Regions from separate parts of the Homo sapiens genome. Here region 1 is linked to region 2. Evidence: chromatin contacts called from ENCODE Hi-C or POLR2A ChIA-PET data. All regions are on one chromosome and are shown on one strand. The core of a region is the stretch at or near the end of the contact, and the rest is flanking DNA. Distances in the headings are between cores, read along the strand shown. Region 1 overlaps LPP (LIM domain containing preferred translocation partner in lipoma). Region 2 overlaps ST6GAL1 (ST6 beta-galactoside alpha-2,6-sialyltransferase 1).

Evidence for each region. A loop is a pair of places that touch in the nucleus more often than their neighbours do. ChIA-PET counts read pairs that join two places held with the same protein, here RNA polymerase II (POLR2A). Pooled maps may share reads with other maps.
Region 1: a map with no recorded cell type shows a loop between it and region 2 (7-fold over the local background). The contact joins two enhancer-like sites. A Hi-C loop is called at or near these places in 1 of 37 single-sample maps with no recorded cell type and 1 of 50 pooled maps. POLR2A ChIA-PET finds 5 or more read pairs at or near these places in 1 of 52 experiments (CD4-positive, alpha-beta T cell).

Annotation. Positions count from the first base shown.
Region 1 is chr3:188,442,926-188,448,048 of GRCh38, forward strand. All of the region lies in intron 4 of LPP (LIM domain containing preferred translocation partner in lipoma), which reads left to right. Among named protein-coding and RNA genes, the nearest start is that of LPP-AS1, 120 kb to the right of the region's middle. Within about 2 kb of position 3,791, at least 2 of the 41 ENCODE cell types and tissues checked have a DNase peak (open chromatin) inside an H3K27ac peak, as active enhancers do.
Region 2 is chr3:186,997,436-187,002,798 of GRCh38, forward strand. All of the region lies in intron 2 of ST6GAL1 (ST6 beta-galactoside alpha-2,6-sialyltransferase 1), which reads left to right. Among named protein-coding and RNA genes, the nearest start is that of ST6GAL1, 70 kb to the left of the region's middle. RefSeq lists enhancers at 242-351, 1,826-2,716, 3,255-3,474, 3,485-3,534, 3,675-3,794 and 1 more. Within about 2 kb of position 3,501, at least 10 of the 41 ENCODE cell types and tissues checked have a DNase peak (open chromatin) inside an H3K27ac peak, as active enhancers do.

The sequences.
Region 1 (5,123 bases), core at 2,541-5,040, 1.4 Mb after region 2:
TCTTTCTGTTTAAGAGCACGTTGAAAGAGTTTGTGTGTCTATTTGTAAAACCATTTTGGAGATGATAAAAAGCATTCTGAGACACACAAATTTTTTTTCTGTTTTCAAAGGCAAGACAGAGACATGTGGACAGGTTGATGAAGGGATCATTGTGATCTTTTCTCTCAGAACTTGATTTTCATTACTTGAACTTTGTCTTCTATGCTTTTATTACCAACACCTGTACACAAAGGTACACATAATACTTGCAAAAAAGAGAAGAAACTGTTTTCAGACTGGGGCTCTATTAAGTGTTCATTGACCACAATCTACAACAACAAAAATGACAATTCCTGCTTGCCATTGAAAATAATGCAATTGAAAAGAAAGGGCGGAAGCAAGTTCTTGGCTGCATAGCTTCAGTCTGATGCCATATTCTAGAGTGAAAAGGTATTGGCTTGGTTTTGAGGCCTGCCTTCATCACGTGAAGGCTCTGTGGCCTGGCAGGGTTATCTTACGCTATTGAACCTCAGTTTCTCCATTTATCCAATAGAGATGGAAAGTATTGGCCTGCATTTATTTCTCCTTCAAATGACATATTGTATAGAAGCGTATCGTAAGTTGTAGGTACTTAACAAACATGAAGGACTGTTATGATCTCACTTTCTGGGCTAAGGAGAAAATGGTGGGATGAGTTTCATGTCCTTTTCTTTGTGGTTTTGACTCCAGCAGCTTCCAAACGACTTTTGCTGATGTTTCCTAATTAGCAATGCTGAATCTCGTGTTGTATCAATCCTCCCCATTCCTTAAGATGGAAACAAGTGTTCCAGTTATAGCTATACCATGTGCCTGACAGGAAAGAATTGGGTTGCCATCAGAACCTTAATTTATCAATCTCAGTGGCTTAAAATTTTGAATTTGCAGCTTAATATTATTCATTAACAAAGTATTTTTCATCCCTTAGCTTTCCTCCAGGGAACAAAAGGAAATGGTACACACTAGCTCTTCTAACAGGCTCTCATTCAATAAAGGATGGTGTGCCCTTAATTTTGTTAGCATGTGTATAAAGAATGTACTTTTAGTGGACATGCTTCACTTTGCAAATATAGTGCATAATTTTCAAATACATCTTTGACTCTTCCTCAAACCTGCTCAGAAGCTGTGTTTTTCCTCTCTTCATTAAAATGTTCCAACCTGGAAATTTTCTCTTTACAATTCAGATATTTTTCACTTCTTGGGAAGGGAATAACTAAATAATTTCAATACTTTAAACTACAAGGATGATGTATTTTTGTTCTACACAGCATTGATATGGTGGAGCTGTATTCTTTTTCTAATAATACAAATAATATAGGGCTGTAAGGGTTTGTATCATTGCATGTATATGTTAAGAGGATAAGAGGTATGTATAAAAGTAAATTTTGAGAAATTATAAGTATAAACCAAAAAGTCTTATACCTTTAGCAATGCCTTTAAATCTTGAACTTGAAAGAAAAAGTTATGCCCGACTCGTTGATTGCATATTAAATAGGAAAATACATTTGTTATACTTGAACTAGATTGTTCTTAGGATTTTGTGAAAGAAAATATATAAGCATGAATTTATTATAGAAAATAAAAATGACCCTAGAAGAAAACCTAGGCAATACCATTTAGGACATAGGCATGGGCAAAGACTTCATGACTAAAACACCAAAAGCAATGCCAACAAAAGCCAAAATTGACAAATGGGATCTAATTAAACTAAAGAGCTTCTACACAGCAAAAGAAACTATCATCAGAGTGAACAGGCAGCCTACAGAATGGGAGAAAATTTTTGCAATCTGTCCATCTGAGAAAGGGCTAATATCCAGAATCTACAAAGAACTTAAACAAATGTACAAGAAAAAAACAAACAACTCCATCAAAAAGTGGGCAAAGGATATGAACAGGCACTTCTCAGAAGAAGACATTTATGTGGCCAACCAAAATATGGAAAAAAAACCTCACTATCACTGGTCATTAGAGCAATGCAAATCAAAACCACAATGAGATACCATCTCACGCCAGTTAAAGTGGTGATCATTAAAATGTCAGGAAACAACAGATGCTGGAGAGGATGTGGAGAAATAAGAATGCTTTTACACTGTTGGTGGGAGTGTAAATTAGTTCAACCATTGTAGAAGACAGTCTGGTCATTCCTCAAGGATCTACAACCAGAAATACCATTTGACCCAACAATCCCATTACTGGATGTATACCCAAACGATTATAAATCATTCCACTATAAAGACACATGCACACACATATGTTTATTGTGGCACTGTTCACAATAGCAAAGAATTGGAACCAACCCAAATGCCCATCAATGGTAGACTGGATAAAGAAAATGTGGCACATATGCACCATGGAATACTATGCAGCCATAAAAAAGGATGAGTTCATGTCCTTTGCAGGGACATGGATGAAGCTGGAAACCATCATTCTCAGCAAACTGACACAGGAACAGAAAACCAAACACCGTATGTTCTCACTCATAATTGGGAGTTGAAGAATGAGAACACATGGACACAGGGAGGGTAACATCACACACCGGGGCCTGTTGGGCAGTGGGAGACTAGGGAGGGATAGCATTAGGAGAAATACCTAATGTAGATGACAGGTTGACGGATGCAGCAAACCACCGTGGCATATGTATACCTATGTAACAAACCTGCACGTTCTGCACATGTATCCCAGAACTTAAAGTATAATTTAAAAAAAAAAAGTAAAAAAGACATTGATTCATTCATTCATTTATTCAGGCAATGTTTGGAACTCATGATGTGCCAGGCACTGTTTTAGGACCAGGAATAAGCAATGACCAAAGTATTTGCTCTCCTGATAGATTATAAACAAATAAATATATAATAGCTCAAGCTGTGAAAGTCACAGGCACACAGAGACACACACATCTCCAACATATGCAGCAAGGTAATGAGATAAAGAATTCCTGGCCATTTTTTGTGATACAGGATAGATGTAATGGTTTCCTATCAGTTTTATCATTTTTAAGGTCTCTCTTCTTAGAATAAATTATTTTATTTGTTTCTTCCGTATGCCATTTAACAGGGAGGGGAAGTTTTCTGCCAGTTTTGCACCCACTGTTTTTCTTTTTCAGTAAGAGCCTTCTCATAGTCTGCTTGAAGGCAGCGGTCTTGCCACATGTGTTCTATGCATAATAATTTCAGGAGAGTCTTGTCCACAATGCTTGGTTGATTACGGCTTGTGGGACACCACTTAAATGACTAGAAACAGCTCTCTTTAATAAACACACTGGTGTTGTCCATCATTTTAAGTGAGCATGAGAGCCCAGCTTCATTTTGCCACTCCAATCTCACACGGCCTAGAAGAACTAGTGAAAGTAGCAGGTGGTGTTTGACTTTCAGTTTTTCTGAAATGTGTCTCTTTCTGCCACTCTCCAGACGCCGTGCCAGTCAGGCCCTCAAGGTCAAAACATCATGAAATTGACCATAGATTATCTCAGCCTTTTCTTTTTAAAAGTGTCATTGTAACCTGTTGGTTACTGTGTATGTCATTTAACTTCTCTGTCTTTAGTTTCTGAAGTAACTGGTTTTACATTGCCATCAAAAGGCTTCTGTGGGTTTTTATTTTTCTTTGTTTTTATTTGTTTGTAAACAATCTCCTTTTCTAAACTCATTTCCCCAAATTTCCTTAATTTTTCACGGACTGATGAAAATGTTTTGCTGCTTCCAGAGCTTGTCAGCTTCTCTTTGTGGCATTGCTTTCATTGTTGTTCTCCAAGTTCCCACTCAGCTCCTGCTTTCTTCAAAAAACCCTTTGGTTTCTAACATCTATGTTTTCAACATGGCAATGGAGTGAGTTGCCCAGGGAATGATTGGACCGTGATTGTTTTCATGGCTTTCTTTTGCCTTTTCTCCATGTCCTTTTTAGCTCTAAGCCTCATTTGTAAGCTTTCTAGAAATGTGGATTCTATTATAGAACTTCTGTTTTTCTCATTTTTGTAGTTGCTTTCTCAAGAGCAGGTGCTGGTGACCACAGGACGAGTGAGAGACGAGATGGTGTCTCTCCTTTAGCAGTTGGCTTAATTAAGGAGGTTTTTTGAAGTGTATGGGCTTCAAAAAGTCTGACATGTGATTTGTGGCCTGTGTGGTCTAACTCTGATTCCTTTGGATACAGAACCTTAGAAAGCCTTGAGAAAAACCTCAGAGATCATCTATGCAATCAATTCTGGCTTTACCTGGAGGGAGTTTTATAAAACACAAATGCCAGGGCTTCAACTTGAGAGACTCTGATTTCATTGTTTTGCAGTGGGTCTGCACATCAGTAGTTTATAGAAATTTCCCACATGATTTTGTGAAACCAGGGTTGAGAATCACTTGATTTTACAGGGCATATATAAGGTCCAAAGCAAAAGTGACTCTTGGCTGGGCGTGGTGGCTCACGCCTGTAATCCCAGCACTTTGGGAGGCCGAGGTGGGAGGATCATGAGGTCAGGAGATCGAGACCAGCCTGCCCAACATGGTGAAACCCCGTCTCTACTAAAAATACAAAAATTAGTCAGGCATGGTGGCAGGTGCCTGTAATCCCAACTACTCAAGAAGCTGAGGCAGGAGAATTACTTGAATCCAGGAGGCAGAGGTTGCAGTGAGCAGAGATTACACCATAGCAGTCCAGCCTGGGCGACAGAGTGAGACTGCCTCAAAAAAAAAAAAAAAAAAAAAAAATTAACCTGTCATGGTGGCATGTAATCCCAGCTACTCCAGAGGCTGATGCAGGAGAATCACTTAAAACCCGGGAAGTGGAGGTTGCAGTGAGCCGAGATCGCGCCATTGCACTCCAGCCTGGGCGACACAGCAAGACTCCATCTTAGAAGAAAAAAAAAAGGTGACTCTCCGGGATTCTATAGCAGTATGGCCATAGAGTAGGGACAAGAACATATGCCTCCTCATTTACCATCAGTGCTATTTCTATTTTGTTTACTACCATTTACTCTCATTTGATTGTGTCAAATTATCTACTGTTGTACTGGGGGGCCAGAGTGGATTCCCAAGCCTCAACCACATAGAAGAGTAGATTGGAGGTTGTTTTCAAACTATTCAACATTATCAGTGGGTTGAATTTGTAAGCTATCAACTCAAAAT
Region 2 (5,363 bases), core at 2,251-4,750:
GAAAGGAGAAGGAACTCACCCAGCCTAAAGATTAAGGGTTTTATGCTGGCCACGGTGGCTCATGCCTCCCAACATTTTGAGAGGCTGAGGTGGGAGGATTGCTTGAGTCCAGGAGTTTGAGCCCAGCCTGGGCAACATAGTAAGACCCTGTCTTTACAAAAAATAAAAAAAAATAGCCAGGTGTGGTAGCACACACCAGTAGTCACGGCTACTCAGGAGGCTGAGGCGAGAGGATCACTTGAGCCTGCGAGATCGAGGCTGCAGTGAGCCGCAACGGAATCATTGCGCTCCAGCCTAGGACAGAGTGAGACTCTGTCTCAAAAAGAAAAAAAAAAAAAGATTTTAGACAGTGCTGACCATATTGAGACAATGCTGACTGGTGAGTGGGGACGGAGAAATAAAGAACTAACATTGTGCAGAACTGTGTTCTCAGCCAGTGCTATCTAATGGAAATAGAAAGCAAGCCACAAGTGTGGGCTGCATACGTAGTTTTCAGATTTGTAATAGACACATTAAAAAAGCAAAAAGAGGCCGGGCATGGTGGCTCGTGCCTATAATTCCAGCACTTTGGGAAGCTGAGGCAGGAGGATCACTTGAGCCCAGGAGTTAGAGACCAGCCTGGGCAACACCCTGTCTCTATTGTTATTTTTATAAAATTTAATTGTTTAAAAAATACGGGAAGTAAAAAGAAACAGATGAAATTAATTTAAACAACATAGAACTACACAGGGGTTAAGGGCACTAGCTCCCTGTGCAGTTGAAAGTCCATGTATATTTTCTGAAAGTAGACTCTGAAAAATAAGAAAAAGAAAGAAAATCCACGTATAACTTTTGACGGTCCCTAAACTTAATACGAATATCCTGTTAACCAGAAGCCTTACTGATAACATAAAAAACTGATGAACACATATTTTATATGTTATGTGTTTTATATACTGTATTCTTGTAATAAAGTAAGCTAGGGAAAAGAATGTTAGGAAAATCATAAGAAAGAGAAAATGTATTTATTATTTAGTAAGTGGAAGTGGATCCTCATAAAGGTCTTCATCCTCATCATCTTCACATTGAGCAGGCTGAGGAGGAGGAAGAGGAGGGATTGGGTTTGTTTCAGGAATGGCAGAGGTAGAAGGAGGGCGAGGGGGAGGCAGGAGAGACAGGCACACTTAGTGTAACTTTTATTGAAAAAATCTGCATATAAATGGAACTGTGCTGTTTAAGGATCAACTGTATTTTATTTAACTCAATATATTCAAAATACTCTTACTTTCTCATGTAATCAATATAAAATTACGAATCATACTTTCTACATTCCTTTTTCCATAAGAAATCTTCAGTGTGTATTTTTACACTTACAGCACGTCTCATCTGGCCTAGCCACATCTGGCTAGTGGCTGTTGCATTGTGGAGCCCAGTTCTAAGCATTTTACGTATATTATTTCATATAGTTCAATAATCACGTGAAAAGTTTATTACAGAACTATCTAATGGTTGAGGAAATGAAGCCCAGAGAGGTTAGGTAACTTGCCTGGGGGGCACGAAGCTGGAAAGCAACAGAACTGGATCCTGGCCTCTCCCTCCTCTTCCCACTGTGGCCAACTGCCAGCCGACCAGGAAGGGGGCCCGGGGGCAATGCAGGGGTATCTTATTTCCAAACCATTGTTAAACTTGCTCTTGTGGAGGCAGCTGGCCCTGGGGAAGTAAAGGGAATCCTCCTTTTTAAATGCATATGCGAAAGTTAAGGGAATCCTTTCACTAGGCGGTAAGCCTCTGTCTAGGGCCGTGGGACCATTAACACCACTCGCCTCGTAGAAGGTGTGTGTCATTCAAGGTGATAATGCATAGGAACAGCTCAGCTATGTCAGGGCCAGGCCATTATGGGTGCTGAATAAATGTGTTTCTGTCCCCTATGCTAAGGCAAGACATCCGGGGAAGAAGTAGGCCCGGATTTGTCGCCTTGAAGGAAGACTACTATAATCTCTTTTTTTTTTTTTTTTGAGACGGAGTCTCACTCCGTAGCCCAGACTGGAGTGCAGTGGCACGATCTCGGCTCACTGCAAGCTCCGCCTCCCTGGTTCAGGCCATTCTCCTGCCTCAGCCTCCCGAGTAGCTGGGACTACAGGAGTGCACCACTGCGCCTGGCTAATTTTGTATTTTTAGTAGAGATGGGGTTTCACCGTGTTAGCCAGGATGGTCTCGATCTCCTGACCTCATGATCCTCCCGTCTTGGCCTCCTAAAGCACTGGGATTACAGTCATGAGCCACCGTGTCCAGCCAAGACTACTATATTCTAATGGAGGGTAAGTGGAGTAGGAGGGCCATGTGCGTGCTCTGGGGGCAACAAACTTGGTGCTAAACTTGTTTTTCTTGTTTTACTCACAAACATTATGACAGCAGTAAAGATACACTTTTATTTATTTATATTTTTTTTAGAGACAGAGTCCTCCTCTGTTGCCCAGGCTGGAGTGGCTATTGTAGTTCACTGCAGCCTTGAACTTGTGGGCTTGGGATCCTCCTGTCTCAGCCTCCTGAGTAGCTGGGACTATAGGCGTGCACTATCACACTGAGCTATTTTAAGAACATTTTTGTAGAGTATGTTGGCCAGACGGATCTTGAACCTCTGGCCTCCAGCATTCTTCCTGCCTTGGCCTCTCAAAGTGATGGGATTCATAAGCATGAGTCATGGTGCCCAGCCAAGATACATTTTTAAAATGTATCCTGCCTCCTGACACATTACTGTTCACTTGTAACAATGGTCACTTGTAATCATAGTCTGTTTGCAAAGCAAGCTTTTAATAGAATTACAATTTTAGTGTTGACCAAAAGTTTATTTTGGGCCGGATGTGGTGGCTCACGTCTGTAATCTCAGCACTTTGGGAGGCTGAGGTGGGTGGATCACCTGAGGTTAGGAGTTCGAGACCAGCCTGGCCAACATGGTGAAACCCCATCTCTACTAAAAATACAAAAAAAAAAAAAAAAAATTAGCTAGGCTTGGTGGAGGTGCCCGTAATCCCAGCTACTCGGGAGGCTGAGGCAGGAGAATCGCTTGAACCCGGGAGGCCGAGGTGGCAGTGAGCCAAGATTTTGCCATTGCACTCCAGCCTGGGTGACAAGATCGAGACTCTGGCTCAAAAAAAAGTTTATTTTGTTTCTATAAACATTGTTTTTCATCTTTATAGTGCATGTCTTTTGTTAATGGCTTCATAGGCAATCGATGGACTTCTGGATCACAATTTTGCTTGTTCCTATGGCTAGATATTTAGGTTGTTCCAAATTTTCTCAGCATTACATTTGATGCTACAGTAGGCACCCACACATTTATGTTTCTTTTCTGTTTTTCAACTATTGTTGGTTGTTCTGAGGTATTTTCGTAAGGTTTCACTTCTGTTTTCCCAGCCATGAGTGATACATGAGCACAACTGTTTTGCTATTAATCACCAGCATTGGGTGTGAAAATTTACTCAAAGTTTTGCTAAATTTAACTGGAGTAGAAATGGGCCATGCATTTGTGCGTACTTCCCCAGATGCTTTTTAGAACAGTGCTTGTGTAACTGACCAGAGTGTCAGGTGAGGCCATTGTTGGCAGAAAGGTGCCTTCCTCGGGAGAAGGTGGGTTACACAGCTTTTCTTTGCAGATGAATGGTGAGAGCCAAACCCGAAGACCCACAGGTTTCAAGCTGGCCATGTGGCTTCACTAAGTTTGGCCTCAACTTCCCACAGTGGCACAGAAGCGAGGTAGAACTCAGTGTTCCTACCCGAACCCTGGACATTCTGAAATGTCCACAGCCCGAGGAAAGGGATGACCTGCATGTCACTTTCCATACCCTCCACTGCACATAGATCTGTCTCAGGCATTGAATCAGAGGGATGTGTGACTTTGGACAAATTATTTTACCTTTCTCTGCCTCATTTCTTCATCTAAAATCAGGTGACAGCAATGTCTCCCTGTAATATTGCAGTGGGGATTAAATCTGTTAATACTTGAAAAGTGCTGAGATCAGTGCCTGGCACATAAGTAGTGCTCAATAACTGTTGTAAACCTGGGTTTGGATCTCACTTCCATTGCTTTCTGGAGGCCCACTTTGGTCAAATGGCTGACCTTTCTGGACTTCAGCTTCATCTGTAAAATGGGATTATGGCATCTACTTCAGCATCATGTTAGGGGTTTAAGTGAGAAAATGCATTTCACACAGTGTCCTGCACATAAAGGGCCCACCATATATGTAATGAAAAACAAACAAACGGCCGGGCTCAGTGGCTCACTCCTGTAATCTCAGCACTTTGGGAGGCCCAGGCGGGCAGATCACGAGGTCAGGAGTTTGAGACCAGCCTGGTCAACATGGTGAAACCCCGTCTCTACTAAAAATACAAAAATTAGCCGGGTGTGGTGGCGCGCGCCTGTAATCCCAGCTACTCAGGAGGCTGAGGCAGGAGAATTGCTTGAACCCGGGAGGCGGAGGTTGCAGTGAGCCGAGATCACGCCACTGCACTCCAGCCTGGACAACAGAGTGAGACTTTGTCTCAAAAAAAAAAAAAAAACCCAAAAACAAAACAAACAAACAATGTTTTTAGCTTTATTTTCTACTCTACCAAAGAGAGAGCTTTGTTGCCTTATATTGGTGTTGTAATTAGCTGTTAGATCTGACCATATTTTCTGTTATGGTGTATTTTTAAGTCCACATTCTAGGTTTAAGGCCATCTTGAAACAAATGGGAGGCAAATCAACATTTTCGTGTGTCTGAAGCTTTTAATGTAATTTTGTTTTGGAGATGAATGAGCTCATAATTCCACAAAGAAGGGATGATATTTCATATACTTATTAGTTTAGTGATTTCCCTCCCACACTTAGTGTCAAACTGTCAGGTTTATGGAAGCTATCAAATGTTTCTTTATGCTCAGCAGCACAGATCAAAGTTGTCTACATGATAAGGTAAAAAACATATTCTTTAGGAAATGCAAAGAAATGACCCAAAAGACCCTTGAGCACAGCTCATTCCTCTCCCTGGTCTGTCCAACTTTCCCTCAGGAAAAGTCAATGTAGTCATTATGTCTGGAAAATGCCAAGGACTTCTTTCCCTCATTTTTTACATGGCCTTGCACTCTGTGAGGCATTGGCTGGGAGGTTCATTGTGGCTTTCTTGCCGCTAAGCATCTCCTCTCTGCCAACATCTCATCAATTCCTGTCTGTGCCAATTACCTTTGCTTAGGATTTGGGGTGAGGAAAGTTGTGTGATTTGTCTGTTTCTGTTTCTGGGTAAAATCTCAACTCTGGGCGTATCAGCAGAAAGGGTTCTGAAATGTCCCTTGATTCAGATGATTCTGAATCAATAGCATGTATGTGTGTGTGCATAATTACCCTTACCCAG